Linked DNA regions of Homo sapiens: all the other regions are linked to region 1. Evidence: chromatin loops called from intact Hi-C (ENCODE). Cell type or tissue: IMR-90. All regions are shown on one strand.

Region 1 (8,000 bases):
TCTAAAGTGTTTTCTGTCAGTAATGTCCTGTGAATCTCGCTGCTGGCTGGCTGTGCCTGAAATACCATCAAGTTCAGCTCTGTTCAGACCCAGACTGATGAGAAGTCCCTCCCTCCATCACCCTTTGTTTCCTCGCCTGGTTCTGATTGTCCAAACCTTGCTGGGAATCAGATGGTCCAGGGGTAACCATTGGGACTTTTCACCTACTGGTAGGCTTCAGCTTCGGTGAGAAGTGTCATTCAAAAGCAGAATTCAAATAACCTTCAGGTCCTGGTGTCAACCAGTACAATCTCCATGCCGGTCACGGTTGCCTAGAATTGGGGGGTCGCTCCCCATCCCCTGAATCTGTGACTGCTCAGTGCGGGACACTTCTCTGCAAGCACCTCGTCTCCCCAGAGAGGCTGTCTGCTGTGCCTGTTCTGGCAAGAGATGACCAGGAAGTTCTGCAACCAGGCAGCCCCGGCCCCTCTTGTGGCTGAAACTGAAAGCCCCAGGCAAGGGTTTCTGACAGTTTCTTTCTTTAATGTCATCTTCACGCTGCGTTCCTGGCACTGTCTCAGGCATCTGGGAGGTATGGACTGATGAAGAGGGGTGAGGGGAGCAGTTTGGCTTAGAGCCGCGCGTGTGTGTGTGTGTGTGTGTGTGTCCCATTCTCGCTCTCCTGAGCCACCCAGCCTGGAGCTTATCAGGGCAGGTGGACCAGATGAGAGGGGTAGGGGGCAGGGCCAGTGCTGCTCACTCAGACCTGTGAGTCAGTGAGTGACAAAGAAAGCGAGCGGGACCTGCCCAGAGTGAGACCAGCTGAGAGCCACTCCCAGTTACCGGTCATCCATCCATCCATCCCTTCACTCCCCTTCTTCAGCCAACTCCCCGAGCCCCCATGCCTGTGCTGAAGGGCCTCGGCTCACCCTTGGCACTCTCAAGGAAGCAGAGGAGGAAGTGACCCTGGACAAGCCAGCAGAGCTGGAGGCATCCCTAGGTCAGGTCATGAGGCAGTGGGGAGCTCCTGGGGGTGGGGAAGTGCACGTGCGGTAGGCACCTGTCCTTTGGAGCCTGGGAGAGGTTGGGGCCAGGGGAGCTTGGTCCAGAATGACAGGCGTGAATCAGCTAGAGGAAGGGGGAGATGTTCTGGGCAGGGACCCTCTGTGGGCAGAGATGCAGACACAGCAGGGCGGCTGAAGCCTTCTGGACCTGCGGGTCTGGGAGGTGGCTGCAGACCTGGAGGGCTGGGGGATGGAGCAGGGCCAGGGCAGGAGACAACACTACCCCCAGCTTGAGTGAGGGTTTGAATAGCAGGGTGGGGCAGGGAGGAGGGGAGGGTGGCCAGGTTCGGAGCTTAGACAGCTTCTGGGTGGGCTGCCCATGGTTGAGGTGGGCACAGGGAGAGGCAGTTTGGGCCAAGAAGGTGAATCTGATTTCCAGTTCCCTAGGACAATTGGCCAAGCCCTCTCCAGCCCCACCCCAAAGGCCACACTGCAAGAGGGTTGCCTCATGCCCAGGCCCTTGGCTTCTGGGGCGGGTTGGGGGGCGGTGGCATGTAGACAGCAGGTCTGGCCACTTCAGCTGTCTGTGTCCACAGTACAGGACTTCACCGAACAGGCTCACAATTGCACCCTCCACAGCACTAGGGTTGCACTTGGCAGTGACAGCCCGAAGGCCTGCCCCGAGCCAGGTACCATGCTGAGCACACTCGGAACCCAGCTTCCCACTTAATCCTCATGCCAATCTTGTCAGTGGCAACTGTGGATTCTGTTGTATAGATGAGAAAACTGGCCCAAAGAGGCTAATAATACATAACCCCACCAGGACCAGGCTCCCAACCACTACACTATACCACCTAGTGAGGGGTGGCAATATAGAGTTCCTAGGACACAGCACCAGGAACCATGAGGGGGCAGGGGCCCCGCAGTCTCACTTTCTAGTCATTATCCTGTTTACTTTCCAATATTACTGACCCAGAGCCTGGCCTGCCTTATGCTTAGATGAAAGCTATCCCCTCCCTTCTTAGGGATGCTTTGCCTCTATTAACCCAGTCTTGGCTGCTTTAGCTTCTCCCCAGTTGACTTGTACAACAGATTCACAGGATCTTAGAGCGAACTGAGAGCCCCTTCCCCAGCGCCCCCAAGAGAGGCTTTTCCCAGCCCAGCTGCTCTTTCAGAAGTTACTGAAACAATTGTCAACCCCTAAGAATAGTGGGGCCTTGTTTCCTAAACACTAAACAGGCAGAGTTCTGGACATCTGAGCCAGGATGAGTGAGGAGGGTGACCCGAGGCCCTGCCCACCCTGGTTATGCCCTCCTGGGGACACCAGGGGACACCCATTCCATAGGCGCTGGTCTCACTCTGCACAGGGCCTGGCAGGAGGGTGGCCCCATCTCTTCCTCCCTCCCTTTTTGCACCCCTTCCCTCCTTCCTGCCTTCCTCCAGGGTACACATTCCTTGACCCCTAAGCATGAACCCCCTAGGGAGGTGGAGGAGACTCCAAGGTCACTGAGACCCACCCCCGGGCAGCTTCCAGCCAACCTGTTTAACGATTGACTCTATGAATAAATCATTCTCTAGCTGGGGCTGTGGATGTCCCACTGGCCCTACTGATGTGCCTTCTGTCCCCCCACCCCAGTTATCATGAGCCCCTTCCTCCTTTTCCTCTTAGCTGTGGCCAGGTCAGAAATGTTCATCCTGACTTCCCCAGTCACGGGCCGTCCCCACTTCCCACAAGCCCAGGTTTTCTCGTTCAGCCCCTCAGGACACAGTGCCTCTGAAAGCGTCAGACCAGGCCCAGGCAGGGTCTCTGGTGTACGCGCACGTGTGTGTGTGTGTGTGTGTGTGTGTGTGTGTGTGTGTGTGCGCGCCCCCCACTCTCCACAGCCCTCAAGGGGGTGGGCAGGGTGGTAGACAGAGACAGTGCCAGCAGCAGGCCTGAGCCTCGTGTGCTGTGCTGTGATGGGGAGAGGCCCCAGGAACTGCTGGTGGAGGGGGCTGAAACCGATCTGCTTCCCCATATTCAGATGGGGACACTGAGGCCCAGAGAGGGCTGGGACCGTGTTCAAGGTCACACAGTGAACTGGGGATTCTTGAGGGCCAAGGATGTTCAAGCCTATATTGCAGACATGGTGGACATTGTCCAGAGGCCTTGAGGAGCTTTGGGGAGTCGGGGGTGTGGGGAGGAGTACAAACATTTCCTAGATGATGAAATTTACACTGAAGCCCACCGAGGCACTCCTTTTAGGAAAGGGCTTCAGAATCGCTCCCTGCCTAGCCATCCACAGAAGCAGAAGCTGAGATGAAATGTAAATGCCTCCAGTCCTATATTTTTCGACATCAACCTGAACAGGGCGTTTACATCGACAGCCCATACCCCCCAGCCTGCTCTCCTTCCCCTCCCATCTGGGGCACATACTCCAGTCACCACCCATCTGCCTGCACGCACACCTACCCCAACAGATGTGTGCAAACGGCTGCCTCCAGAAATTAAGAAATAATGCATGAGTTTCCCAAATTACACCCATTTAACACTGAATTAAGTTCTGGAAGCTCTTAACAGAGCCCTGGGAGGGAAAAAAAATTTTTTTTTGGTCACACTTCCCTGGAAAATGAGACAAACCGTGATCTTTGAAAACCCAGCTACATAATCTGATTATTCCTCCCTGGCAAGCCTCAGAGAGATGCCCAGCAGAGGGAGGGGATGGCCGGCTCTGCCGCGGAGGAGAGATTTGCATTGGGAAATTGGACTGGGAAAGTTTGTCTCCCGTGCCAGATTCCGAAGCTCCTCGTTGTCGCCTGATGGGCTCAAAATAAAGTGCCGTTTTCTTAGATATTGGCACAAATTAAAAATAAAGGCAAATTCCTTCCATAATCCAGCGCGAGAATTTCCTCTGAGGCTCCCGGAGCTTGTCACGGAAACGATGGTGATTTGCTTTCACTTTGGGTTCCTTTCCTTTGTCGGGAGAATTGTACGTGTGCAGCTGGATTTACAGACCGAAAGAAATGCATTTAGTGTTCATTCATTCCACATTTCTGGAGCGTCTACCAAGTTCTGGGGCGAGGAGGGGCGATTTGAAACAGGGTCCTTCCCTGGTGAGTTTTGCAGTGTGTTTGTTGGGGGAAGGGAAGGAGAACTAAAGAAAAGCCCCTGAGAGGGGTCAGGGAGGGCTTCCTGGTAGAAGTAAATTTCGGCTTGGGTCTTGATAGGTGTGTAGGAGCGTGCCAAGTAGAAGAAGGCAGAGGGGCATTTCGGGAAGAGGAGCAGCCTGAGGAAATTCTTGGTGTGGGTCTCACACGGATGTGGCTTCTCGTTATGAAGGTTCCTTTGTGACAACCTGGCTGGACATGTGGCTTTTTACAAAGCCCTTTCATATCCATTATTTTCCACTGCCCTTGGGTAGCCCAAGGCAGGCCAAGTTTCCCTAAAGGAGAGAGCTGAGCCCAGAGATGGGAAGCAAGGTGGCCAGAGTCGCAGCCAGGCGGGACTCTGAAACCCAAGGCCCTGGATCTCATGGGCTCTGTGCGGGTTGAGAGCAAATAGAATAAGTTATTCTATAGAAATTCTAAAACTTAAAGAACTACAGACATGAATTCCAAAGTCTAGAAAGGCCCCTTTCTCCCTCCACGGGAACCGAACTCCCTGGCTGCAAGAGGGGCTGGGCTTCAAGACCTGGGTCCCGGTGATGCCCATGCTGGGGCTGCCAGCTCTGAGCCTCGGTCTCTGCGTCCAGAAAATGTGCTGATGGAGCCTCTCTCTGCCCATTTGCAGGAAGCCTGGCATCATCCCAAGTCCCAGAAGGTCCAGGTTCAGCCTTCAGCTCAGTGAGAGTCCAGCAGGGTCTTTTTTTTTTTTTTTCTTTTGAGACGGAGTCTCTCTCTGTCACCCAGGCTGGAGTGCAGTTGCTCAATCTCAGCTCACTGCAACCTCCACCTCCTGGGTTCAAGCGATTCTCTTGCCTCAGCCTCCCTAGTAGCTGGGATTACAGGCGCCCACCACCATGCCCAGCTAATTTTTGTAGTTTTAGTAGAGACAGGGTTTCGCCACGTTGGCCAGGCTGATCTTGAACTCCTGACCTCAGATGATCCACCCACCTTGGCCTCCCAAAGTGCTGGGATTACAGGCATGAGCCACTGCACCCAGCCCTCCAGCAGGGCCTTTGCTGTTTAAATTGTTCAAGCTTCTGGGCGCTGGGCTGGAGTGTGGCAGTGTAGCATCAGCTGGGTGCAGCTGCCTGGAATCTGATCCCTAGGACAGAAAGGCCTTTGGAGAATGAGCCGTGCAGCTGAGATGAGCCCTATCCTCAGGACAACGGGCCAGAGGGAGGCTCCGGGTGCTGATCTCAGGCAGGCTGCCTCCTTCCCCAAGAGCAGCCTGGAATTCCCGAGGCTATGCTGGGATTTCACATAGACAAGTCTCCGCTGCTTGCTCCTCACTTTGTGACCTTGGGCAAGTTATATAACCCCTGGAGCCTCAGTTTCCTTACCTGCAAAATGGGTTATTGTGAGACCAGATAAAATAAATTCATACAAAGGGTTTAGTTAGCACAGTGTGCATTCAATGCCTTGTCCGCCTCTGTATTCTCACTTTGATACTGTTAACAACTTTGTGTTACTGTGTTGACATTGTTGCAGCCCTTCCATGAAGCAGCCAGGCAGGAACCAAATCTGCTCATCCCCAGACCCCTAGAGTAGGGACCACCAAGCCTGTGGTTGTTGAATGAATGAGGAAATGAATCAGGTGAGCAGTTAGACCAGTGGCGGTGTTTCTTACCCAGCACCATGGCAACTGCAGACCAGGCAGGGGGGAGCCAGCTTTGGAGCCTGGGTTCTGATCTAGCCCCATCTCTTACTAGTGACCAATGGGGGCTGCATATTTCCCTCTGAGCCTCAGCATCCTCATTTTCAACATAGGGCTAATAATGATGATAATAACCTGAGTGGCTTGTGAGGATTTGAGGCGGGGATTGTAACATTTGGGACAGCTGGGTCAGTTACATTGCTAACCATTATGTTTTACCCCTAAGCTCTAGAGAGACAGTAAGATTTCAAATCCCAGTCTCCACTCCTCCTGGCTGTGTGGCCTTGGACAAATTACAGCACCTCTCTGAGCCTGTTTCCTCATCTAAAAATTGGGATGATATCCACCTCTTCAGGAATTAAACGAGTTGCTCCAAGGAATGTGTTTGGTGCAGACGGGCATATAGTAAGTGCTCAGTAAATATAACTGGAATTATTATCACCACTGCTACATTTAAAAGCAGAAACACCAAGGAGGCACAGAAGCAGTGAAGGGTCAGAGAGCCTCTCTCTATCCTGGAAGGGTGGAGGCCGCCTTGTTCCTAGTTTAGCTTGATAGTATCAAGTCCAGGTTTGGCATGCTTTGGACAGGTTGCTGAGAATGAAGGGATGATAGATGGATGGATGGATGGATGGATGGATGGATGGATGGATGGATGGTGAGTGGGTGGATGGATGCATGGATGGATGAATGGGTGGATAGATGAATGAATGGGTGGGTGAGGTGGGTGGATGGATGGATGGTGGATGGATGGATGGATGAATGGGTGGGTGAGGTGGGTAGATGGATGGATGGATGGTTGATGGATGGATGCATGGATGGATGAATGAATGGATGGATGGATGAATGGATGGATGGATGGTTGATGGATGGATGCATGGATGGATGAATGAATGGATGGATGGATGAATGGGTGGATGGATGGATGGATGGATGGTGGATGGATGCATGGATGGATGAATGGGTGGATAGATGGATGAATGGGTGGATGGATGGATGGATGAATGGGTGGGTGAGGTGGATGGATGGATGGATGGATGGATGGTGGATGGATGAATGGATGGATGGATGGATAAATGGGTGGATGAATGGGTGGACAGATGGATGGTGGATGGATGCATGGATGGATGAATGGATGGATGGATGGATGAATGGGTGGATGGATGGATGGATGAACGGGTGGGTGAGGTGGGTAGATGGGTGGATGGATGGATGGATGGATGGGTGGATGGGTGGGTGAGGTGGGTGGATGGATGGATGGATGGATGGATGGATGGTGGATGGATGCATGGATGGATGAATGGGTGGATGGATGGATGAATGGGTGGGTGAGGTTGGTGGGTGGATGGATGGATGGATGGGTGGACGGACAGATGGATGGGTGGATGGACAAATGAATGAATTAGTGAATGAATGAAATTAAGATCAGGGCAGCCAAGGAAGAGGCTGAAGTTTGGGGGCAGAAGCTTCCCTTTGAGGACGAGAGCGACAAGGTGGGATGCGTTGTGTAGCTGGATGATCTCTCTCTTTGCTGCATGAATCTTTGTTGACTAGGGATGGTGGCCCAAGTCTGGGGGCCCAGGCTCCTTGGTTCCCTCACAGTTTGGTTCTGGAGCTGGACAGAGCCGAGTTCAGGCTGTGACTCCTCAGCTTCAGCATAGGCAAGTTCCCATGCCACTCTGAACCTCTGTTTCCCCCTCCATAATGTGGGGAGAGGACTGGCTTGCAAAGATAACACATTTGAAGGTGGTTTGCAACCTGTAAAGTCAAACTGAAAGTCAAGGGAGGTGTTTGGGCTCCATGCAGTGGGTGACAGGGAGCAGAGGTGGATTTGGAGTTGGCGGAGCTCATGAAACATCAGCCTGGGCACTCTCTGGTCCCCTCCTGAGGAGACCTGAGGCACACGGTCAGGGAAGGGGTAGAGGGGGCACCTGGGGCAGTGAGGCAGCACCTCCAACTCATGGGCAGAACCAGGCCCAGGGATGGGAGTGCTCTGCCCAAGGCCCTTGGAGCCCCAACCTGATGGGGAGACCCTCACCTGCTCACCGTAGCCCTATCCTGGGCACTTTGCCAACATCACCTTGTTTAATTCTCATAACTTTCTGTGAGAAGAGACAGGTTGCCATTCTCACTAGGAGCTCAGAGAGGCAAAGGGACTTCCCCAAGGGCACGCAGCCACTATGTTGCAAAGCCAGGATTTGGACCTGGTGGCTTCTGTT
Region 2 (8,000 bases), 330 kb after region 1:
GCCCTCTCCGTAACAGCATGGCTGAGCTTCCTCTGGGGCAAAGCTCCCTCCTGCTGCCTGGCTCTGAATACATCATGTCTGGTACACGGGAACCAAACACGGAGACTCGCAGACACTGGGCGGGTGTGTGAGAACACGGGTGGTCCCGGGGAAAGGCCACGCGGGCCATACTGTTGAGTGAAAGCAAACCACATCCACGCTGCCTCGGAGTGTGTCTTTAACATTTATTGACGGGGTTTCCCACAGGGTCCGCAGTCAAAGAATCGCTGAACCGCGTTTCCTCGAGAGACGGTGTGTGGCATGGGCGCCTTGCTGCTGCCCCAGTCCCAGAGCTTCTCCTGTAGGGGTGTCGGCTACAGGAACCTTATCCCAGCTCCAAACTGGACGCCATCACATATCCTAAAAAAAGGGGAGAGATCAGATGCGGCGGCCGCTCCGCCAGCCCTGCCATCTTCACGACTCACTGAGCATGCGCCTCTCAGAAGGTGCCGCCTCCGCTTCCTCCTCCTCCTGCTGCCTTCCTGCCTGGCTGCCGGCCTCACCCTCACCGGCCCCGGCTGCTTCCTCCTTTGCTGGTTAAGAACCTTCACCAGCTGGTTAAGCCCTCGGAGAATGGAAAAGGGAAAGAAGGAGAGACCCAAATCCTCCTGCACTACTCCCTCCTCACCTCCTTCACGTTCCCCTCTCCGGACGGAGAGGACAGAGGGCCGATGAGAGGCGGAGCAGGGAGGGAAGGAGCCGGAAGGACAAGGTGGGTAGTGAGGATGGAGGAGAGGCAGGTGGACAGAACTTAAGGTCCGCCCGGCCCCCAGAAGGTCCCGGGGCTTAGGAAACCAGCAGTACCCACAGCCCTACAGGGGTTTAGCCTGACCACCTCTTAGACCTGCTCCTGACCCCAGGAAGGAAGGATGCAAAGGTCACATTGGTTGCCATATCTGTTATGAGCTGACCTTCTGCAGGTGTGACTCCACACAGTGGTTAAGAACCTGGGAACAAACCACCAGACCCATTTTCAGAGAGGAGCAAAGAGGCTCCAGTCACACGGCTGAGAAGTGGCAGGACAGGACTCCAGACCCGGCTCAGGGGCACCCACAGGCCTTGTTCTTTCCGACACACTGCCATGCACAGCTGGGGGGCAGCCTGTCCCCCTGACAGCATGCCTGCAGCAGCTCTGTCCGCCTGGAGCCTGTGCATGGGGCAAGGCCAATGCTGCCCATTTGGGACAAGGTGGGCCTAACCTAGGGACCTCAACTTCTGGGGAAAATGATATTCAGACTCCTACACAGCCGCAGCCGGGGCCAGGGAACACAGCCTTTTTGCAAGCTGTGGGCAATTTCTAGAAAAGGCCAGCAAGAATGGCTCCTTTATTCACGACGCCCGTGCCCTTGCCCAAGCTGAGGATTTGGAGCACATGCACACCGGCGGCAAGTTTTCCTTTTCCAACCTGACTCTGAGCAAGAAGACACAATATCTGATCCACGAAGAGATTCAACACAGATACTCACAAATGCTGCGCCGGCCTCCTGCAGGATGAAGGGTGCTTATTAACCAGCCCCGGCACTGCAGTCCTCTCACCAGAAGCCAGGACTGCAGCCCCTTCAAGATTACAGTAAGCCACATCCATGGCCTTAAAACACCAGAATCCACATCAAAACCCGGGCTGCATTTGTACCATTTAGTTGTGTTCAGATCTGTTTTTAGATTGTACACTCTCAGCTCCTTCAAACTAGTCTATACCTACATTCGCTACTTAGAAAAATGCCTGAACATAAGCTAGGAGCTAAAAAGGAAGTCAAGCTCTTGGCATATGTAATTCAGAAAACAAGCAAGCATTCTAATAAAGGCCTGTCACTCTAAGTACAAACAAACAGATTAAACAACTTCACAAGCATAGGTTTATGCTCAGAGACCACATAAACATGTCACAGAACAAAATACCCACTGCAAACATTCAAAGCAGCGCTGCGAAGTTCCACCAGACCAGGGGCAAGCCAGCCTTGGCATCCTCCAGACAGCCCCAAACATCCACCTTCTGCTGTGCACCCCACGCTCTCTCCCTCCCTCACGGCCGCTGTCTTGGTGCAGGGCTCCTGGTCATCTCCCACCTTCTTCTCACCCAGCACTGCCACTGCCGGCACAGGGTCTTGGAGTCTGATGTTCAAAGGCTTCTGACGAACTTGGACTCTGAGGCTGGAGGCCAGGAAGCACCCAGCATGGGGTGCTTTAGGAAGGTCATGCCAACAGCACCCTTGGCGCCTTGCACCCCACCTCCCACCACACGCCAGGAGCCTCTCCACCTGGCTCTCACTTCCAACACCAGGTGCAGTTGTAGTCATGGGGACCTCAGCGGTGAACAAGGCAGATGAAGTCCTGAGCTCAAAGACCCTGGCATATACCCAAGGGGAAAAAGGTCAGCGGGGCTGGAAGGCAAAGGCGTGGGAGCTCAGGGCCTGGACCTCCCCACTCCCCCTTCTGTTCCTGTAGGACGCGGTTCTGCCCGGTGCCCGCCGACAGCGCACACCTGCACAGCTTTGCTCCTGCCTTTGTTAGCCAGGACCACTGTCCCTGCGTGTCTTCTGCAAGCACCTGGCTGTCTGTCCTCTAGGAAGATTCAGCTCAGGGACCTGCTCCAGGGGGCCCTCTCAGCACCCTCCCCAACAACCAAGATGATCCACTTTCTTGTCTTCCTGCTGCTAACTGTGAGCTGCTCTCCCAAGCGAGCCTGCCTGATTCAGCCCTGTGTCTCCAGAGACCGGACTCCTAAGACACAAACTGACAGAATGCTGTTAGATCCCAGAGACAGTGGTGCCACAAATCACTTGCGACATAACAGTAAGCAAACATCTCAAAACTGTTTCCTTCTTTGTGAATGTCTGAAGTCCTATTTACAGTGTGCCTGCCTCAGTTATGGGGGAAACCTGTGGATAATTTCTACACACACGATACCCCATCCTGCCAGCTACCAAATTTTAGAAATGAAGATTAAATCTGGCAACCTCACTCCAACTTCACGAAATTCCAATATTGATGACCAACCTCAAACAAGGCCTCACACTGAGCGAAAATGTCTTCCACACTCGGGGTGCCAGGCTGACCCCGTTCAGAGCTCACTGTCCATAATAAACATCTGAACAGCTGCCACCTGGCCTGGGGGCAGAGGCACTTCCTTATAGCCTGGTCTTTAAATGTCACGTGCTTAGGATGCTGCTTCCTCCCGGAATAAACCATATTTTGAAATTAATCTCTGAAACGTGTTTTTTAGATTTAACCTGAAGAGACGGAAGTAAAGCTGAAAGGTAAATGTAACCACTTCATATGAAAATTATTTCAGAAAGGGTCAATTCAACAGAGCTCCTAAAAGCCGCGTTGACTTCTCAGGGCACACTGACACCCAGTGGCTACAAAGAGCACTGCAATGGTGGTGATGGCAGCGTGGGCTGCCCAGACCCTCCCTGCCCGAGACGTGCACAGTGGCGGGTCCCAGAGCAGCAGGGACTGTGTCAGAGAGCGGTATCTAAAGCTTCCCTCGCTCCAACGCCCCTCCAGCCCCGGGCCTGCAGTCAACCACTCAAAACCACCCACTTAAGCTAGGTGTTGGTGCAGCAGCGTCACAGCGCCTCTGGGGCTACCTGCAAGGATTCAAATGAGAACCTGGCTGTTAGGCCAGGGAGCCCAACACTCCCAACTGCAGAGGGAATAAGGGCTTCATAGAAAGAAACTTGCAAAACCAGCCTGGTCTGCTGAAGACAGTAACGGCGTGGAGTTATCTGATGCAGTCTCGCTCTGGAAAAAGGTGCCCACTTTTTCACTTTATTATCTCCAAAATCAGGATGCATCATCCCATCTATGGCTTGTCACAAACTGTTAGCTGAGATGATGTGGAGGGGGAGGGGCAACACCTCCCACAGGAACCTGTTCCCTTGTGTGAGGGGCTGGCCACGCCGGGTGTATCAGCAGCAGAGCAGCCCAGGAAAAATAACCACTTCCCAACCCCAGGCCAGGCGGTGCGCCAAGGGCTCTGCATGCAGTAACTCACTGAGTTCTCCAAACTGCAACAGTCACCATCATGATCGTCCATCCTCTGGGCATGAAAATGGACACCCAGAGAGGTTTTGTGACTCACCCCGGGCCACACAGTCACACAGAGTGGCCAAGCTGGGCCCCAAGCCCGGGTAGCTGGGCCCCCAGGCACACATGCATGCAGCCTGCGTGACTACACCCTTTCCAGCTTGGGCTTTGTGTGGAGAACAGGAGAGGCGTGGAGGGGAATGGGAGCTGGCGGTTGTGGGAGCAGCCGCCGCCATCTCTGAAGGCCCTGTCATCAGTAGGGAGCCGCAGCAGCCTGGCAGCCCCTGCCGTGTCCCCAGACGCGGAGCAGATGCTGAAGGGCCTTCTGGCAAGAGTGTAAGGAGCAGATTCCGCTGAAGCAATAACCGTAAAGGACCTGAATGACAGACGCAGACTGCACCTGAGAGGCGATGCTCAGAAACACTTGCGAATGCGGCTCCCCTTTACAAAGCACCATCCCCTACATGCTGATGCGGAAGACGGAGAGAGTAAAAATGATACAGCATTTCCTTCAACTGGCACAAACTACAACCTATTTGAAACCGGGTTAAGCCTCCAACAGCACCACCATTTGGTGGCAACATAAAGGTAGACACAAAAATGAAGAGAAAAAACAGGCTGGGGTGCTGTGAATGCATATACAAAAATAAGAGACAGTATGAACACTGTTGTGGACTGAACATTCATGTCCCCACAAGATTCACATGCTGAAGCCCTAACCCTGACAGGATGGTGTTGATACCTGGAGGCAGGCCTTTGGGAGGTGCTGAGGTGCAGACGAGGTAACGAAGATGGGGCCCTCGTGATGGAATTAGGGGCCGCATAAGAAGAGGCATCGGGGCACTGGCCTGCACTCTTCCTCCTCCAAGTGAGGACACAGTGGCAAGGCTGCCATCTGCGAGCCAAGAAGAGAACCCAACAGCAACCAAATCTGCCAGCACCCTGATCTTGGACTTTCCAACCTCCAGAACTGGCAGAGTATGAACATCTGTTGTTTAAGTCACTCTTAAATACTCCATGGTATTTTGTGATGGCAGCCTGAGCTGACCGAGATACACTATAATGAAAACACGTCTGAATCTCTTAAAATTTACACAACGCAGCTGGGTGCGGTGGCTCATACCTGTAATCCCAGTACTTTGGGAGGCCAATGCGGGCAGATGGCTTGAGCCCAGGAATTCAAGACCAGCCTGGGTGGGCAATGTGGTAAAACCCTGTCTCTACAAAAAATACAAAAATTAGCCTGGTGTGTAGTCCCAGCTACTTGGGAGGCTGAGGCAGGGGGATCACTTGAGCCCAGGAGGTCAAGGCTGCAGTGAGCCATGGTCAGGCCATTGTACTCCAGCTGGGTGACAGAGAAAGACCGAGTCTCAAAAAAAAAAAAAAAAAAAAATGCCGGGCGTGGTGGCTCATGCCTATAATCCCAGCACTTTGGGAGGCTGAGGCAGGCAGATCACGAGGTCAGGAGTTTGACACCACCCTGACCAACATGGTGAAACCCTGTCTCTACTAAATATACAAAAAATTAGCCGGGTGTGGTGACGCATGCCTGTAATCCCAACTACTCAGGAGGCTGAGGCAGGAGAATCTCTTGAACCTGGGAGGCAGAGGTTGCAGTGAGCCAAGATCGTGCTATTGCACACCAGCCTGGGCGACAGAATGAGAGTCTGTCTCAAAAAAAAAAAAAATTTTACACAATGCATGTAAGAAATAGAATTTGTTTATATAACTGTGTAACTAGCCCTATACCATATTCACCCATGTAACATTTAGGGAATCTTTCCTCAATAAAATAAGGGGTGAAGAAAAGCCAAGAAGGTGGGTTCCTCTGCTGTAGAGAGAGGGGTTCTCAAGATCGTGTCCTCTGTGGTCAGGAACAAAGCTTCACTCACCCCAACTTTCCTAGAGACCCTGGCCTGCAAAGTCAACTGCTCAAAACACTGCCTTCTGTTTTCAGCACACAGGAACCAAATCACCTGTCAATTCCTCCAGCCAGACCCTGGCAGGGGCTCCCACTACCCTGGGAACAATAAGCACAAAGCACCTGAGGGAGGGGGTGGGAACGCTTCACACCTGCTCCTCCCAGCTAGATGGAGAAAAACGCAAAGGAGGAAAATACATGTGTTTTCATTATTTTGCAACTATTTAATTCTCTTAAAATCTTCAAGCTTAAAAGCCACTAATGAAATTAACCACGTCCAAAACAAAATAAAATTACTGGAGAGTGGGATGTGATTGTGGAAAATAATTCCCAACACGTACCTGTCGCCTGTCTGTACTCCCATGGGGACGCAGTAATTAAGTTCCAACCGAGCGATGTTGCCAAGCCTGAGGACAATCCCGGCCCCGTACGACCAGCGGATGCACTCAGCCAGCTTACGAATATGAGCTTTGGGGCCCTCCCCTGAAAAGAGAAAGACCTGTGAGCAACAGTGCGTGCCCGTCCTTCCAAGCTCTCCCAGCTCTCCCAGACAAGCCCTGGCTCCCCCTGGCTGGGCCCTGCAGTTGTTTTTAAAGCCAGGCCTAGAGATTAGGGAGGATGCATGAAGTGAGATTAGGACCCAGGTCAAGAGAGGACTTGGAGCCACACTTACTCACATCCAGAATGAGCCACGCCTTCTCAATTCTTTGGGCCTGGCATATTCTGTTCCCTCTGCTTAGAATGACTTTTCCCCATCCCCTGACCACCTGGGAAGCCCCACTCTGAGTCTCAGCTTGGAGACTTCCATGCCTTCTAGGAAGCTTTCCAGGCACCCCTAGCACCCAGGCATCTGCTGGGAGTCTCTTCTGGACCTGAACTCCCTGAGGAAGGCACCCAATCCTACTCAGCTCTGTGGCCATCATGACTTGTTTATTAAATAGACAAACAGATTTTTCTTCGTAAGGGCATTAGATGATTATTTTTCTTGTATGCTTCATTCGCTCAACCAACCACTTAATGCTGGGCATTATGTTAGCTGTTGTAAGAATTTTTTTCAAGTAAGGCACAGTCTCTAACTTTAATGACTATGTAATCTAAAAAGACAGACATGGCCTGGCACGGTGGCTCACACCTGTAATCCCAGCACTTTGGGAATCCAAGGGGGGTGTGGATCACGAGGTCAAGAGATCGAGACCATCCTGGCCAACATGGTGAAATCTCGTCTCTACTAAAAATACAAAAAATTAGCCGGGCGTGATGGCACGCGCCTGTAGTCCCAGCTACTCGGGAGGCTGAGGCAAGAGAGTCACTTGAACCCAGAAGGTGGAGGTTGCAGTGAGCCGAGATTGCGCCACTGCACTCCAGCCTGGCAATAGAGCGAGACTCCATCTCAAAAAAAAAAAAAAAAGACAGACACCTCTTTGTGTACTGTGCTTTTAAACATGAAAACAACTGTACTACAATGGTTTCTTGAATAGCGCAAGTTTTACCATAGTTGAGGTTGCAGAGGTTTCCTGCGTTGAGAAAGAAGTGTGTTCGGAAAAGTTCTCCAAAGCCACCCTGGCCTGGCCGGAAAGGTAATGGGGTGTAGAGGTGCAGGCCGCCGGCCCAGTACGCTTCTCCACCTAGGTAGTCTCCTAAGCAAAGGAGGGGTGCAGAACAAAAACAAGGTCCGACAAGGTTAACATCACGTTAACTTTCCACAACTTACAGAAGCAAGATTTCTGTCCTGTAAACAACGCCACACAGTGCTGGAGTTTGCAAGCAGCTGTTCTTCTCATTCCTGATACTGATGGCCTCATTTTAAATAATCTTTCTTTTTCTCCTGGTTTGTTTCACACCTTGATTTAACTGAGGAGGCAAACAAAGCCAATGTCGTTGAGGAAGGAATGCACTCTGTCATTCATCGTATCTGTGAAATGCTTTGAAGAAATGAGTCTCATGACAATAACTTTATCCACAAATGTAGATGACCAACTCACTTCCACCTGCAAATGAAATGCATTATTTT
Region 3 (8,000 bases), 180 kb after region 1:
GTATCTACCGAGAGATGAAAGCAATCTCAGGCCACACCATTCTCAATGCTACCAGTGACTATACGCTGCCGGCTAAGCCCATGCACAGAGAGAATCCCAGTTTATCCTCACAGTGCCCTGAGAGGTGGGTAACATCTCTGTCCCCACTTGACAGATGGGGAAACTGAGGCTGGGGGGTATAATCTCGCCCTTCGCCAGAAGTCACACAGCTGATAAGTGGGGAAGCTGGATTTGATTCATTCCCTGAACCGGTTCTGTCAGGGTCCCTGGGGGCCACATGTGACGAGGTGGAGGTGGGGGACTCTGATGCTCCAAGTATATCCCTCACCACCCAAGAGTGCTAGGAAGGCTTTGTCCCAGAAGGACCATTAGCACGGTTCCAACAGCCTTTTGCAAAATGCTTCCAAAAATGAATGATCTCATCGTCCAAACCCAGGCCAACATTTTCCAAAAGTGGGTTCCACTAAAATACAATGCGTCTTACCCCAAAATTGATAGATAAATAAATCCCACTATAAACAAACAAGTTTGAAAAATGCTTCCTACCAAGCTCCCTCTTGGAGAAGTACAGTATAGGTCAGCCTATTAAAGGTTCTGACAAGTCTTGCACTAAGAAAGCTGTTTGGGTAAGCTGTCCTAGACAAAGGAGAACTCTCTTGCCTGCACCATGGGTTGAAATGAGCGCTCCTCCGATGTTATGGGAAGGAGGGATGCAGCAGCCTCCTGAATGGGATGCCTGCAGGCACTCGGATAAGTTAATGAGCAGCCAGTGGGCTCCAGTTCCTTTTGACGGGAACAAGCCTCCCTGGCAGATCCCCCAGAAGCTGATCACACCCAGCCCCCAACTCCAGAGCCTCGGAGATTTTTCCATCCACAGATTGACCAGCAGGCTGCCTGGGCTAGTGAGGGCCCATTCTCTGTCTGGAGGGAAACGGGCCAAATCCATGTATGGCACAGCTCAGCCGCACAGGCCTGCGTGTTTACTGGGCAGGCTGTAGATGGTAAATGAGGCCAGCGAGAGCAGCAGGCTGACATGCTTAAAAACATTTCCACATTGAAAAAAGGTCTCGAGTCAGAAAGAAATGGGGGCTGGGTAATTCACTTAACAGAAGCGGAGCGGGCGGGCAGGAAGACACCCAGGGAGCAGCGAGGTTGAGTTAAAAGGCGCTGATTTTATGCACTGTGGTTAGGTTTTTGACTGTAATTACATTTCAATCCATGTGGCAAACATTTCTGAGATTCCAAACATTTTCCCACCTTCTTCCCAGCGGGGCGTTTGTGCTGTCAAAAAGCCGCGAGCCAGGGGAGAGCACATCCAACATCCCACCAATAGCTCACCTTCTTCACCACGCTGAGCTTATCCGGGGCGTGGTCGAACAGCGTGTCGAAGGCATCCCGCTCTGAGGACATGCAAAGAGAGACACGAAGGAGCGTTTATGGAAACCCGTGGTGCTGCCCTAATCCAGGGCCCTGCCAGCTTCTGATCCCTCAGGAGGTTCAGCCTCAACTCCCACACCTGCCTAGAATCCTTCCAATTCCTACCAGAATGAAAGGGCTGACCCTGATGATCAGTCCCGGCCAAACCAAGGCGAGCAAGAGCGCTTGGGAACAACCAGAACAGCGTGGACTAGAGGCTGCAGAGGGTCCCTTCCACCTGCTTTTTACCTTCTCATATGAAACACATAGATGGCATCTGGCATCTGCACCTGCCACGTCCTAGGACTTGAGGCGTCCTGAATTCTCCCTGTTCCCACACTCCTTGTCTACTGGCAAATGTCACCTGTGAATCCAACCACTTCCCCCGCGACGGTGGCCATGTCCTGCTCACGCCTCACTGCCCCTCGCCTGGGAGCAGCTGCAGCCTCCTACTCCACTCCTGGCCCCTGAGCCCTTCTCCCCAGCAGGCAGAGTGAGCCCTTCCAAGTGCAAACAGGATCATTTGTTTCCCCCCTCCACTCCCACCACAACTAAAACCCTCCAACTGCTTCTTATCATGCTTAGAATAAAATCTATCTTCTCTCCTGCGAGCCATGGGACACTCAGATAAAATCCATCCTCTCTCCCACGTGCCATGGGACACTCAGACTCAGCGTTATCCTCCTACATGCACCCTCCCTGACTTCACTCCACCAACCGGCCTCCCAGCTGCTCCTGCTGACACTGGTGCACACTTGCCTCAGAGCCTTTGCTCCTGCTGCCATGGAGGGGGGAGTTCCATAGGGGCATATGGAACAGAGACTTGGACCCCAAGCAGAGGGCTGAGGTCTCCAGGTAGACACAGAGCTGTGGGGCATCACTGCCAGGGCAGAAAAGACAGGGAGGAGGGCATTTGGAAGGGGCCCAGGGCCCCCCAACTTCCATCCTCCAGGTTCCTGGAGGCAGAGCATGTTCAGAGGACCAAGCCCAGCAGAGAGACCCTCTTTTACCAGCCAGGCTGGGGCCCCAACCCAAGGAGCAGCCCTGGGAGCTGCGGAGCCCAGCTTGACAGGGAGAGAGTGGGGTAGGAAGCTCCTCCCACCCGTCTAGTGGGTGGCCTAGGGGAGCCTCCTCAGGGACCGCCCTGGCCTAGGAGAGAGACAAAGAGAGCCCAGAAAAAGAAAGAAGGGATTAGGCCCAGGTAAGCCAGAGACCTACGGAGAGAAGTTGGCCAAGCCTCCTCCCAGAGGAAGCATGCTGACCCTTCCTCCCAGGCTGGGCCCCAGGAGGCAGCTCACACCCCCCTGCCCAGCCCAGCCCAAGTAGCCCCTTCCGTGGCCTTGTGGAGGTGGTGAGAAACAAAGAGGAAAGGAGAGAAGGAAAGTGTATGTGTACGTGTGTGTGCGCGTGTGAGCATGTGTGTGCATTGTGGGCACGTGTTTGCGTGTGTGAGCATGTGTGCGTGTGCGAGCACGTGTGTGCATGTGTGTGTGTGAGCACCTGTGTGCACGTGAGCACATGTGTGCGTGTGTGAGCACGTGTGTGCGTGTGAGGTTGTGTGTGAACATGTGTGTGTGCTGTGAGCGTGTGTACGTGTGAGCGCGTGTGTGAGCGTGTGTCCATGTGTGAGCATGTGTGCGTGTGAGCACGGGTGTGCGTGTGTGCGGTGTGAGCGTGTGTACACGTGTGAGCACGTGTGTGCATGTGTGAGCACGTGTGAGCGTGTGTGTGCCTGTGTGAGCGCATGTGTGCGTGTGTGAGCATGTGCGTGACTGGGGGAAGGGAGGGAAGTTTTCTTCACCTAAAGACCAACATTGACCAAAATGCCCTGCCTCTGCACACACGCCAGCTTCCTAATGCGGCAGCTGTAAATGATTTTCATAATCATCTAAGACTACACTCAATAAGACAGTCTGCTAAGGGGCAAAACAAAAAAAAAAAGTGAAATTTTTACATCTTTACAAAGCAATACGCAAACTATAAATGCAGCTTAAGAAAAACCCCAGGAGCAGAAGAGTGCTTGACGTCAGCCAGGGTATATTTAGCTGGGCCACCGCTGGGCTGGCAGAGTCAAGCCACTCAAGGAGACATCGGGGCCGCAGAGGCCTCTCCGCCGGCTGCCATGCCCCTGGACCCAGGGGACTGGCATCACGTCACACAGTCCACAAGGCAGGGAGGGGCCAGGGGCTCTGAAAATGGGCACTGGGGACCAGGCACAGGACCCAAGGGCATTTGGAAGGGACCCAGGGCCCCCAACTTCCATCCTCCAGGTTCCTGGGGGCAGAGCATGCTCAGAAGACTGAGCCCAGTGGAGGGACCCTCTGTTACCAGCCAGGCTGGGGCCCCAATACAAGGAGCAGCCCTGGGAGCCGCAGAGCCCAGGTTGACAGGAAGAGGGTCGGGTAGGAAGCTCCTCCCACCTGTCTTGGGGTAACCCAGGGGCCTCCCCAGGGACCACCCTGACCTAGGGGAGAGAGAGAGACAGAGAGAGCATACTGCACCCCTGTGATGTGCTTGGCCTTGGGAACGAAAATAGATCCTATTTTGTTCTAGCTGCCCCACTTCACACCCCATGACTGGGCAAATCCTTCCCTCTCCGACCCCCTTTCTTCCTCCATAAAGGCAGCATTCTCACAGCCCCTGCCTCGCTCTTGGTGTGGAACTAAGTGGGGCAGTGAGTAGAGGCAGGAGCATGGAGCCTGGCAGGAGCATTGTCGGTCCTCAGTCCTTACAGCTCCCGCTCGTCCTGTCCCCCAGAGCCTCCGCAGGCTCTGGGGACATCACAGAGATAAACAAGGAGGGACTCCTCTCTTGGAAGAGGCACAGACTTGGGGGAGGGCCTGGAGAGGGAGTAAACTATGATAGTGCAACCCTGTTAGTGTCAGAAAAGACGAAGCCAGACGGGGGGCCAACCGACCTGACCATATGCCAGGGCTGCCCAAGCTCAATCTGCAGGAATGCTCAGCTTGGTCGCTGTAATGTTTTGATTTGAGTCAACAGTTTTCATTTGTTTTGTTTTCTTTTGTTTTGTTTTGGTCTTTAGGCTTTTTGAGACAGAGTCTCACTCTGTCACCCAGGCTGGAGTGCAGTGGCATGATCTCAGCTCACTGCAACATCTGCCTCCCGGGTTCAAGCAATTCTGCCTCAACCTCCTGAATAGCTGGGACTACAGGCATGCACCACCACACCTGGCTAATTTTTGTATTTTTAGTAGAGACGGGGTTTCGCCATGTTGGTAAGGCTGGTCTTGAACTCCTGACCTCAAGTAATCCACCCGCCTCAGCCTCCCAAAGTGCTGGGACTACAGGTGTGAGCCACGGTACCCGGCGAGAGCGAACAGTTCTTAAATTGGAAAGTTTGTCCAAAAGTTCTTAACTTCTGGCTTCTCTTGAAGAACTGGAGGCTGTGGCAACAGTGAGCCTGCACTCCCACCTGGCAGCAATAAGCTGCCCCTGGGGATGGGGGTGTGGACTCTCCAGCTTGCGCCAGACCCCACCACTCCCCACTGCCACCCAGCCCTGGGGTGAAGGGGCAGATGACATTATCATTGCATAATCTAGACACTCTCCTCTTTTATATTATCAGCCTGGTCCCTGGAGACACCTGAGTCTGGGACCCATGAACCAAGGGCTGGGGGGACCTGAGGAAGGCTTCACAAAGCAGTCCTGGGGTTCAAGCCAGGCTTGCTGGGGCAAGAGGAGGAGGAAAGGCGCTCCACCGAGGGACCAGCAGGCACAAGGAGAGAGAGATGCCAGAAAGCCCAGCGCAGGTTCAAGAGCCGGGTGGACTGTGAGAGGGGTTAACAGGGGCTGTGGCCTGCAACGTGGGAGTTATGGAGGGCACAGTCAGGAGCCACGGGTGATGGGATGGAGCCAGAGGTTTTGGAACAAGCCCTGTTGGCAGAAATGGGAGAGACGTGAAGGGGAATTACTAGGAGTTACAATGAGGGGGAAGAGAGTGAGGAAGGCACATCCCCCTTCTTTCCCCTCTGCCTCAGAAAGAGCCTCCAGCCCAGGGCAGGCCCAGGAGGGGGAAGGGCCGCCCGCGGAGAAGCCGCACCAGCTCACCCATTGCCATGGAGACCAGGCTGCAACCTCCCTGGAACCCCTGAGACTTGTTTCCGTGGAGAGAAGCCTCCTCACCCACCTCATCCAGGACAGTGATGCTGTCAGGAGGCAGCGAGGACCTGTGGAGCCACCTCCCTCCCCGGAATGATGGGGAGTGGGCAGAATGGAGTCCCCATCCCTCCCTGGCTCAGGGTACTCGTGGGGAAACTGAGGCCCAGAAGACCACTCCTGGCAAAGCCCAGCACATTAGCCAAGGAGGGTCTGCCCGGCCTTCCAGAAGCTCCTAAAACATCTGCCCCCAGCTGCGTGCAGACTGTGGCCAGGGCTGGCTGCTTTGGCAGGGGGTGGGGTGCACCCCGAGGAAAGGTCAGCTCCAGCCCACAGAGCACCTCTGGGTCAAGGAGCCATGTGTGAAAGGAGAAAGGCAGGGGCTGTGGGTGCCCCTGAAAGTTTGCTGGCACCAGTGTCTGCCAGACACGTGCAAGCTTCGTTGTGTAAACACTGGCACAGGGAAGAGGAGCCAGGCCATCCCCATGAGCTGAGTGCTGCTTGGTGTGTCACATGAGTACAGAAAGAACTAAGGCAGGGGTGGGGAGGAGAGCCAGTGGAGGCCAGTTTGGGGCAGTGGAGTCAGAGAGGGCCTCCCTGATCAGTGACATTTGAACCAAGAGCTGGCAGAGCTGAAAGAGTGAGCCATGGGGTAATCTAGAGGGAGAGCATTCAGGTGAAGGTTGCTGGAGGAGGGAGCACCCTGGGGTGCTCTCGGGGGCTGAAGGAGGGGAATGGCATGGCAGGGAAGCGAAGACAAGGCGTGCTGCTGCCCCCACAGGGGCGGGTGCCGGGCCAGACACCCTGCTGTGCCTGAGGGTGCCAGGCTGGGTAACCAGGAGACTTCGGAACCTGCGTCAGCAGAAGCAGCAAGGCCGGGGGTGGAACTAATTGCCTGTCACCGACTAATAGCCTGTTTGCATTTTCTCAAGCACAGCACATAAAGCCTACAAAGTAACGAGAACAATTCCATCGGCCTCTTGTACATGGTCTTGCGATTCCACAGTCCTCCCACCCCTGGAGTGGCAGCTGGGTCCACTTTTCACATGTGACACCTGGCTCTTACCTAGGGAGCCACTGCCCCAGCCATCAGACCCTAAAGCTCATTCATGGGGTGGCAGGGGCTCCGGGGCCAGGCTTCTGGGCCCTCGGGCCACAGGGTGCTATACACAGCCTGAGGCCCATGTGCTCCCAACTGAACTGAACAGACTGTCTTTTCCCTAAACCTCCAACAAGGCCCGAACCAAACACAAAAGTGACAGCGCCACAAAAAAAACAAAAAGACTCAAAAATGCTTGAGGGGCCCACTGTCATCTTTTTTTTTTTTTTTTTTTTTTTTTTTTTTTTTTTTTGAGACAGAGTCTTGCTCTGTCACTCAGGCTGGAGTGCAGTGGCGCAATCTCGGCTCACTGCAACCTCCACCTCCTGGGTTCAAGCGATTCTCCTGCATCAGCCTCCCGAGTAGCTGGGACTACAGGTGCCCGCCACCACGCCCGGCTAATTTTTTTGTATTTTTAGTAGTGACGGGGTTTCACCATGTTAGCCAGGCTGGTCTCGATCTCATGACCTCATGATCCATCCACCTCGGCCTCTCAAAGTGCTGAGATTAAAGGCATGAGCCACCGCGCCCGGCCCTCTCCTCATCTTTAGGCCTCTACAATTCCAAAGGGGTTCTGAGCCTCCTCCAGGAAGAAAAGATGGAGAAGAGGTGACAGAGGGGGGCACTGGGCCCCCAAAACGCGCCTCTACCTAGACGCAGGGTGGGGAGACGCCTCACCCCGGTCCCATGAGCTGTGACCCCACTGCGGTTTCGCCTCCCTCAGCAACTATATACAGGATGTTTCTCTTTCTCTTCCTGCATTTGTTTTTTAATAATAGAGACAATTTAAAAGAGCTGGAATTCTCCTTAAAAACAAACAAACAAACAAACAAAAAACAGAGAAGGCCTGTGAATGTTCCCAGCACAGCTTAAGGTCTAGTAAAGAAAGCCTAGGGGGGACACGCTGGCTGCATCTTCTCAATTCAAGCCCCGCAGGATCTGAGCCACTTCCCCTCTCCACAGGCGTGATGGTTAATACTGTCAGCTTGATTGGATTGAAGGGTGCAAGGCGTGGTTCCTGGGTGTGTCTGTGAGGGTGTTGCCAAAGGAGATTAACATCTGAATCTGTGGACTGGAAAAGGCAGACCACCCTTAATCCAGGTGGGCACCACCTAATCAGCTGCCAGCACAGCCAAAATAAAAAGCAGGCAGAAGAACATGAAAAGACTAGACTGGCTTAGTCTCCCAGCCTCCATCTTTCTCCCATACTGGATGCTTCCTGCCTTCGAACATCAAACTCCAGGTTCTACAGCTTTGGGACTCAAACTGGCTTCCCTGCTCCTCAGCTTGCAGAAGGACTATTGTGGGACCTTGTGATCGTGTGAGTTAATACCCTTAGTAAACTCCCCTTTATATATATCTATCTATCG
Region 4 (8,000 bases), 250 kb after region 1:
AGAATGGAAAATAAACAGATGTCCTGGCAGGGTTATGTACAGGGTGCAGTGGGGACCCTAAAGGAAACAAAGTGGCAGCCAATTCTACAGGGAAGGACACACACTGGGTTCAACCATAGAAATGGCTCTGAGACCCAGAAGGAGTCTCGGGCCTCTCCCGGCAGCACTGGCTGCCTCGGGGGACACAGTGAGCTACCCTGAAGGAGGGAGGAAGCTGGGGAGGGAAAGTCCTGCACGGTCCCATCCCCACAGATGACTGCAGAATAATAACATGACTCTGAGACTATGGGTGACAGCAAAGGCCCTGGCATGAGTGTCTGTGCCAAGAACGCAGCGGAAAGAACCAAGATGCCAGACCTGGGAGTACCCTTGGCAGGCTCACATCTCGTGCCCTATTCTTGGATTGGCCAGTGGGGCTTTCTCACCAGGATGGCCACCTTGGCCCCTGCAAGCCCTGCCCTAAACTCTTCCCACCCCAGCCCAGCCTCTCCCCTTCTGGAGGTGACTGTTATGGACACCATTGCTTTTCTTCTCCAGCATCCATTGATCCTTTCAGGCAAACAAGACTCAGCCTCCCTCAGAGAGAGCCACCCCTCCTGCCACCATGCTCGGGCCTTGTAGTTCAGCTCTGGGGTGGAGCAGGCATCCCAGGACAAAGCCAGCTGGCACACTGGCCTCCCAGGAACACAGTCAGGGATGGGCATGGCCCAGTTAGAGCTAATGAACTGCACTGAGACTTTACCAGGAATAGAGAATGAGACAGGCACTCCTTCCCACTGGCCTTGACCCAGAAAGGATGGAGGTTGAAGCCGTCCCATCATCTTACCACTATACAGAGCCTGGAGATGAAGGCACCAGATCGAAAGAGCTCGGGGAAGGGGAGAACAGAATCTAGGATCTAGCAACACCTTCTATGTGCTGGATCAAGCCTTACCTGAGGCCATCCAACCCCACAGACCATTCTGTCAAATGTACCAGTGAATTCTGTTTTGCTTTTAAGCCATTTTGAGTTGGGTTTTCTGTCCTTTGCAAACCAAGAGAGTCCTGTCTGATGTAGAAATCCTTCCAATACACAAAGCTGGCGTTGGTCACTCCCTGCTGCAGTGCACCCCATGGCTCCCACCAGCTCCAGGGTAAAACGCAAAACCTTCATAGTGGTACCCGATGACTGTTAATGAGCAGACCCCTCCTCTCATCAATACAGCTGCAGTTACCATGCTTCCACACTCATCGTCTGATGAGGCCATTCCAGGCCACTTCTGTAGGTCATATCTCTGCCCCTCTGCTCGACTGTCCCCACAACCTGCAATGCCCTTCACTTCAGGTCAGCTAGCTCCACCCATTTCCCACCGTCTGGAAAGCACACTCTGCACATCCTCTATCCCTGGGTGCAGTTCGGGCCCCTCCTCTGGGTTTCCACAGCTCCCCGTGCACATGACAATGACAAACCCTATTCCCCGATCATGTGATTGTGGACTGTGCTCATCTCCCTGCACCCCCCGACCCCGCAAGGAGTGCACAGGGGCCAGGTCCCATTCATGACCATGGCCTCACATCCTGCATAAAACCCAGCACATGGATAACTGCTCTCTGAATATCTGTGGAATGAATGAATGAATGAACACAAATGCTAAGCTTATGTAGGCCAAATGGAGCTACATAGATAATTTCTACAAGAGAAAGTCAGGGAACTGAACTGACGGCTCTCACACAGCATCCCACCTCCAGCCACTTAATTGGGTGGAAAAAGAGGGTTTCCATTAAGGTTTACATTAGCCTGGCAGTCGTGTTTCACAAGGAACCCAATTACCCTGATGTGGCCACGTAGAGGCTGATGGGCTCAGGAGGAAGGAGTCCGCTCCGCAATTAGGGACTTGCTAGTACAAGCAGCCCAGGAGCCAACATCCCCCCAGCCTCACCTCCTGGGGTGTGCATTCCGACCAGCCACCTGCTGCAGGAATCTGAAATACAGACCACCCCGAGATGGAAGGAGTCCATCTGGCTCAGGGAAACTGGGTCTTCTGAATACGAAAAGTTGCTTACATAGAAATGTAAAAAAAGCTCCGAAGCCCATGTTAAACAGATGATTCCCTTGGCCCAGAAACACGGTCTTTTCTTCCCCTTTGTCCCTGGGGTGATCAGGAAAATGTTAGAACCACAGAAAAATGAATCCTTTGTGGGAAGGAGAACAGGAAGAAAGACTTCCAGGTGCACGGTAAAATGTCAGGTTGGCCGTCTAACCCACCTGGGCGAGAAACCGGGGCATGGAGGGGCCGGTGAGCTTCTTGTCTACAAAGGAGGACACATTCTTTAGAGACAATGATGATCTGATTGGTTTCTCAGACTGAAAGCCACATGAGTCAGTTTTTGTTTTTTGTTTTTTGTTTTTGTTTTTGTTTTTGAGACGGACTCTTGCTCTGTCGCCCAGGCTGGAGTGCAGTGGCTCGATCTTGGCTCACTGCAACCTCCACCTCCCAGATTCAAGCGATTCTCCTGCCTCAGCCTCCTGAGTAGCTGGGATTACAAGTGTGCACCACCACACCCAGCTAATTTTTGTATTTTTAGTACAGATGAGGTTTCACTATGTTGGCCAGGTGGATCTCGAACTCCTGATTTCAAGTGATCCACCTGCCTCGGCCTCCCAAAGTGCTGGGATTACAGGCACGAACCACCGCACCTGGCCAACTTCTTTAATTCCTCCCTTCAATTGCCACCCTTCCGGAGCACGGGAACCTACCGCCCAGTGCCCCCACCTTGCGGTGCACAGTGGGATACACATCCCCAAAGCCAGCCTCCCCCGCCCCAAAAAAGAGCTACCCCATTTGCCTCCCGTTTTCTCGGCCCCTCACCCTCAGCTCCAGTGCCCAGCAGCCACTGCCTCCTGACCACTCTCATCCTAATTCCTTAGCAAGTCCTTCGACGCAAGCCTCTGCCTCTGTGATTTTCAGAGGCTGCGTCTGTCACATTTCTCCAACCCATCACGCTGGCTTTCAGGGGGTACTTCCAAATGATTTCAGTCACTGGTCATGAAATCTGTCATTAGCTAATAATAAGAAGAAAAGAGCCTCGAGGCAGCAGAAGGTGGGGGCAGGGTGTGAAACCCAAAAGAAACAATTCTCAGAAGAGGATGCCAACCTTTCCCCTGGCGTGTGTCACCGTCACCGCCCCTCCGAGCCCAGCCACTTGCCAGCAAGCTGCACAATGAGCCCCACCGAGGCGGGGGGCAATGGAACCCGCTGCTCACTTCCAGCAACAGACGAGCCCCATGAGACTGCCAGGCTCTTAGAGAAACGCACTTCATAAAGGAAAGCAGAAACGGCCGTGCAGAAGCTAAGTCTGGAGAAGCACGTTCGCTGGTTCCCAAGTTGTGAAACTCGTATTAATTAATGTGACTGGTAACGTCCCAATGTATCCAGGGAAGTCCAAAGCGTTGTCTGCTGAGAAAATAAGAAGATTAAATCATTAAGTCGTTAGAAAAAGAAAGGCTTTACTATGCACCTGCCATGGAAACGGGGATGTGGGAAAGGCCAGAAGGACAGTGCCCTCTAGCGGCTGTCTCCCCTGCAGAAGTGACACAGATGCCTCCATGAAAGCTTCCCCCAACAGGAGGACCCGGCCTGCTTCGGAGACAGGCCCCTTCCAAAAGCAGGTGGATTTGGGGAGTGCTGGAAGCCATTGGCCTCTGGTGCTGGCAGCTCAGTTCCCACCTGAGATACTCAAAGAACCACCATGGCACTGCCTTGGGCCCCACCGGGCACAGACAACTCTACCCATCAGGAACAGATGCAATGCCCACAGCAGAAAAGGAGAAAGGCCTTCACGGCCCACAGGGGTCCCCACACCCCTGCTGGAGACTGCACCTTTGGAGGAACAGCCCCAAACAAGGGATGGAGGGATGACGGCAGGTGGAGAGTCACTCCATGACCCCACAAAGCAGGTCAGGTTCCCCACTCCCCGCATCCATTCCCCTTCCTCTCCTTTCGAGGCACTATTAGTCTAAGGCACATCTGTGCTACAGGATTTGCGTCTACAGTGCTCTGAAAGGACAGATGCATGGCCTGCTCTGTCTCCCCTGCTCCCAACATGACGCCTGGACTGAGGCAGGTGCTCCGTGAACACTCGGTGAATTCATGAATGAATGAATCAGGGTTTCGGGACTCTACCATTCTCTCTACTGCAGTGTCTCCTGTAAAAACTCAAAGGATGTACTTTCTACTCCATCTGTCACTGTCTCTATGGAAGGCTGGATCTTGGTCCCTGCAAAGATGTCCACATCAAGTCCCAGGAAACTGTGACTTTGCATGGCAAGAGGGAGTTTGCAGATGTGATTAGGTAAGGACCTTGGGGTGGGAGATTAGCCTGGATTATGCAGGGGGCCCAATGTGATTGACAGGGTCCTTACAAGAGGAAGCAGGAGGGCCAGAGCCAGAGGAGGTGTGGCGAAGGAGACAGAGAAAGATCGGGAGATGGCTTTGAAGACAGAGGAAGAGGCCAGGCACTAAGGAACGCAGGTGCCTCTGCAAGTTGGAAAAGGCAAGGAATGGGATTCTCCCCTGGAGCCTCCGGAAGGAACCGGCCCTGCTGCCACCTTGATGTTGGGACTCCTGACCTCCAGAACTGTAAAATAATAGATTTGTGTTGGTTTAAACCACTGGGTTTGTGGTATTTTGTCACAGCAGCCCTAAGTAAATTAACAGCCTCAAGAGAGCCCCAGCAACTCCACGTAATTTCAAAAAGCCTGGAACATTCTTTGCAGCAGTTTTACTGAGCCCTGCTCCACACCGGGTGCCCCCTGGCACAAGCGTTACTGAAACTGACATGGCTTTGTTCACGCAAGCAGAATGAATATTAAACAAGCACAGAGGACGCATCTGACCAACACTGTGGATAAAATCACAACTGGCCCTAAGGCTGCCGCGGGCCATTCTCCTGTGACACCAAGGTCTGAGGAGGTTGCCTCCTTATTAGCAAATCCGGAACAATGTTTTTTTTGAGAAGGAGTCTTGCTCTGTCCCCCAGGCTGGAGTGCAGTGGCACAATCTCGGCTCACTTCAACCACCACATCCTGGGTTCAAGCGATCCTCCTGCCTCAGCCTCCCAAGTAGCTGGGATTACAGGCGCCCACCACCATGCCCGGCTAATTTTTGTATGTTTAGTAGAGACGGGGTTTCACCATGTTGGCCAGGCTGGTCTCGAACTCCTGACCTCAAGTGATCCACCCACCTCGGCCTCCCAAAGTGTAATGTATTGTTTTCAATGTGCAAAAACAACTGGATGGCCTCACAGTCAGCACGACCTGAAGTCAGTTCTCCACCGGTGGCTTCTCAGAATGGCTTAGCACAGCAGCCGCTGGCTAAAGGGCTGAGTAAGGGGTCAGATTCCCTCACCCTCTGTCCTCCTCAGCCTGGGGATTTAATGGGTTCACAGGAAGTAGCCAGGGATGAGCTAACTGCTTGACGTTTTCAGACACAGCTGTGTCCCACAAACCTTGCTGTTCCTTGAGCCTGTGTCTCCTCTTTGTCCCCAAGAACACGTGACACAGATGGCTTCTCGATCCTGCTACTGTCCCTCCAATTACTGGCCTACCAGGTTCTCAGGCTGGAGCCCGGGCATTTTCAAACACAAGGATGGTGCACTAGCTCTTCTGCATGGACGTCATTCAAGTCACTAAAAACGGTGAATATCAGCCCAGATGTCAGCACCATCAGCCTCCTGGACCAAGCACACCCATCTATGGTGGACCAAGCACCAGGAGCACACCAGCAGGCTGGCAAAGAAGAGGACACACATTGCGGGAAACGTTGAGTGCTCAGTGAATTCATGAACGACTGAATCAGGGTTTGAGGACTCTACCATTCTCTCTACTGCAGTGTCTCTTGTAAAAACTCACAGGGGCCGGGCGCGGTGGCTCACGCCTGTTATCCCAGCACTTTGGGAGGCCGAGGCGGGTGGATCACCTTAGGTCAAGAGTTTGAGACCAGCCTGGCCAACATGGTAAAACCTCATCTCTATTAAAAATACAAAAAAATTAGCTGCACTTGGTGGTCTGCGCCTGTAATCCTAGTTACTTGGGAGGCTGAGGCAGGAGAATCGCTTGAACCCAGGAGTCAGAGGCTGCAGTGAGCTGAGATCTCGCCATTGCACTCCAGCCTGGGCGACAGAGTGAGACTCCATCTTAAATAAATAAATACTCAAAGGACCTATATTCTACTCCATCTGTCACTGCCTCTATGGAAGGCTGGATCATGGTCCCTGCAAAGATGTTCACATCAAGTCCCAGGAACCTGTGACTTCACATGGCAAGAGGGGGACTTTGTAGATGTGATTAGGTAAGGACCTTGGGGTGGGAGATTAGCCTGGTTATTCAGGGGGCCCGATGTGATTGACAGGGTCCTTACAAGAGGAAGCAGGAGGACCAGAGCCTTTTACTAGGTCCAGATACCTCCCTTACCACTTCCCCCATGCCTGCCCCGACATGGTAACCCTGGCCAGGAAAAGGTCAGGATGGTGGCAGAGAAGAGGGGAACTCAGTCCATGCTGTGGATTTAATTGTGTCCCCCTGAAAAAGATATGCTGGAGTTAGGCAGGTCCGGGTCTAACCACTCATCTGGGTGTGTGGCCTTGGGAAAGTTCACATCTCCAAGTGCCAATTCCAACATCAGTAAAAACAGTGACACAACCTTAAGTGAGGACTTCTCTGGAAGAGGGAGAGACAGACACACTGTGTCCAGCCAGTTCAACACAGTAGCTTGCCTGAGCTAAGGATGCAAACAGAGCTCACAGGACATGTGACAAGGACCCACGCTGTGAGCTTGGGGCTCCAAATTCAGGCTCCTTCCACCACACGGCTCTGCAAATGGCCCCCTGTCCTCAAGGGACCTGGTGTCTCTATCATGTCACCAAGCCCAACTGTTTCCCTAGCTGTAAAGAGTAATATCCCCTGCCTACAATCCCAGCACTTCGGGAGGCTGAGGTGGGCGGATCACTTGAGGTCAGGAGTTCGAAACCAGCCTGGCCAACATGGTGAAAACCCGTCTCAACTAAAAACACAAAAATTAGCCGAGTGTCATGGTAGGTGCCTGTAATACCAGCTACTCGGGAGGCTGAGGCAGGAGAATCGCTAGAACCATTGCACACCAGCCTGGATGACAGAATGAGACACTGTCTCAGAAGAAAAAAAAAGAGTAACTATCCCCCTCCAATATCATTGCTAAGGTTTAAAGTCACATGTGGGCAATGACGTGTGGTTCTCCAATCCCCTGCAGAGCTTCCCACCTCCCCGGCACCCACCTGGCGACTCCCCGTCACATCCTGGCCAGGACTCGTAAGCCAACTTCACCCTTATCGGTGTTGTCTGGCGGTCTGGAAGAAGATAGGTCTGGGGATCTGGAAGACCTCACTGTGTGCTGTGTATTGCACTGTATCTCCCCTAAAAGGCACACTGGAGTCTGGCCCCCAACACCTGTGACTGTGGCCTTATTTGGAAGCAGGGTCTTTGCAGATGTAATCAAGTTGCAGATTCGGTCATTAGGGTGGGCCCTAATCCAATGACAGGCGTCCTTACAAGAAGAGGAGAGGACAGAGACACAGACGGAGAAGGAGGCCCACGTGAAGAGGGAGACAGAGGCTGGAGTGATGTGGCCCACGGCAGGGAACACCAGAGCCACCACAGCCTGGAAGAGGCCAAGGGGGATCCTCTCGGAGCCCTGGAGGGAGCACAGCCCAGCTGACACCTTGATCTTGGACTTCCAGCCTCCAAAACTGTGACAGACTATGTTTCTGTTGTTTAAGCCACTCAGGTTGTGGTGCTTTGTTACAGTGGCCCCAGGACACTAGCACACCCCATGCTGCCCCAGGGCAGGCCCGGTTGCACCTGCTGCTTGGCCCCGGGCAGGCACAGGACCCATACTCAAGAGTGTCAACCAAAGGGGGACCCAGGCCACACATCATGTGATATTCTGATCATAATTCGACTTCCAGCCAAGCTGGTATCAGACAGG

What was found. A loop is a pair of places that touch in the nucleus more often than their neighbours do. Peaks named below come from ENCODE experiments on the same cell type or tissue, not always from the same donor. Only the 100,000 strongest peaks of a DNase experiment are listed, where the experiment ranks them.
Region 2: a loop joins it to region 1, with 5 times the contacts of the local background. A loop is called at or near these places in 15 of 110 quality-filtered maps.
Region 3: a loop joins it to region 1, with 2.3 times the contacts of the local background. A loop is called at or near these places in 3 of 110 quality-filtered maps.
Region 4: it touches region 1 in a loop (8-fold over the local background); 18 of 110 quality-filtered maps call a loop at or near these places.

What each region holds. Positions count from the first base shown.
Region 1 is chr22:44,322,087-44,330,086 of GRCh38, reverse strand. It overlaps a transcript of SHISAL1 not described here. Among named protein-coding and RNA genes, the nearest start is that of SHISAL1, 13 kb to the right of the region's middle. In IMR-90, CTCF peaks have their summits at 468 and 3,681 (motif pointing right); a DNase peak (open chromatin) is centred at 3,926; H3K4me3 peaks cover 643 bases; H3K27ac peaks cover 807 bases; H3K27me3 peaks cover 365 bases.
Region 2 is chr22:43,988,737-43,996,736 of GRCh38, reverse strand. It overlaps SAMM50 (SAMM50 sorting and assembly machinery component), which reads right to left. Exons shown (of 15, transcript NM_015380.5): 13 at 7,480-7,626; 14 at 6,331-6,472; 15 at 208-399. The coding sequence ends at 354. Among named protein-coding and RNA genes, the nearest start is that of PARVB, 32 kb to the left of the region's middle. RefSeq lists an enhancer at 388-557. In IMR-90, a CTCF peak has its summit at 3,390 (motif pointing left); DNase peaks (open chromatin) are centred at 3,376 and 4,066.
Region 3 is chr22:44,141,261-44,149,260 of GRCh38, reverse strand. It overlaps PARVB (parvin beta), which reads right to left. Exons shown (of 13, transcript NM_013327.5): 9 at 1,339-1,400. Among named protein-coding and RNA genes, the nearest start is that of TRU-TCA2-1, 5.4 kb to the left of the region's middle. RefSeq lists enhancers at 673-1,302, 2,561-3,190, 3,191-3,820. In IMR-90, no CTCF peak of the experiment used is centred here; no DNase peak of the experiment used is centred here; H3K27ac peaks cover 222 bases.
Region 4 is chr22:44,076,920-44,084,919 of GRCh38, reverse strand. The region is part of intron 1 of PARVB (parvin beta); the gene reads right to left. Among named protein-coding and RNA genes, the nearest start is that of PARVB, 57 kb to the right of the region's middle. In IMR-90, a CTCF peak has its summit at 3,542 (motif pointing left); a DNase peak (open chromatin) is centred at 3,519.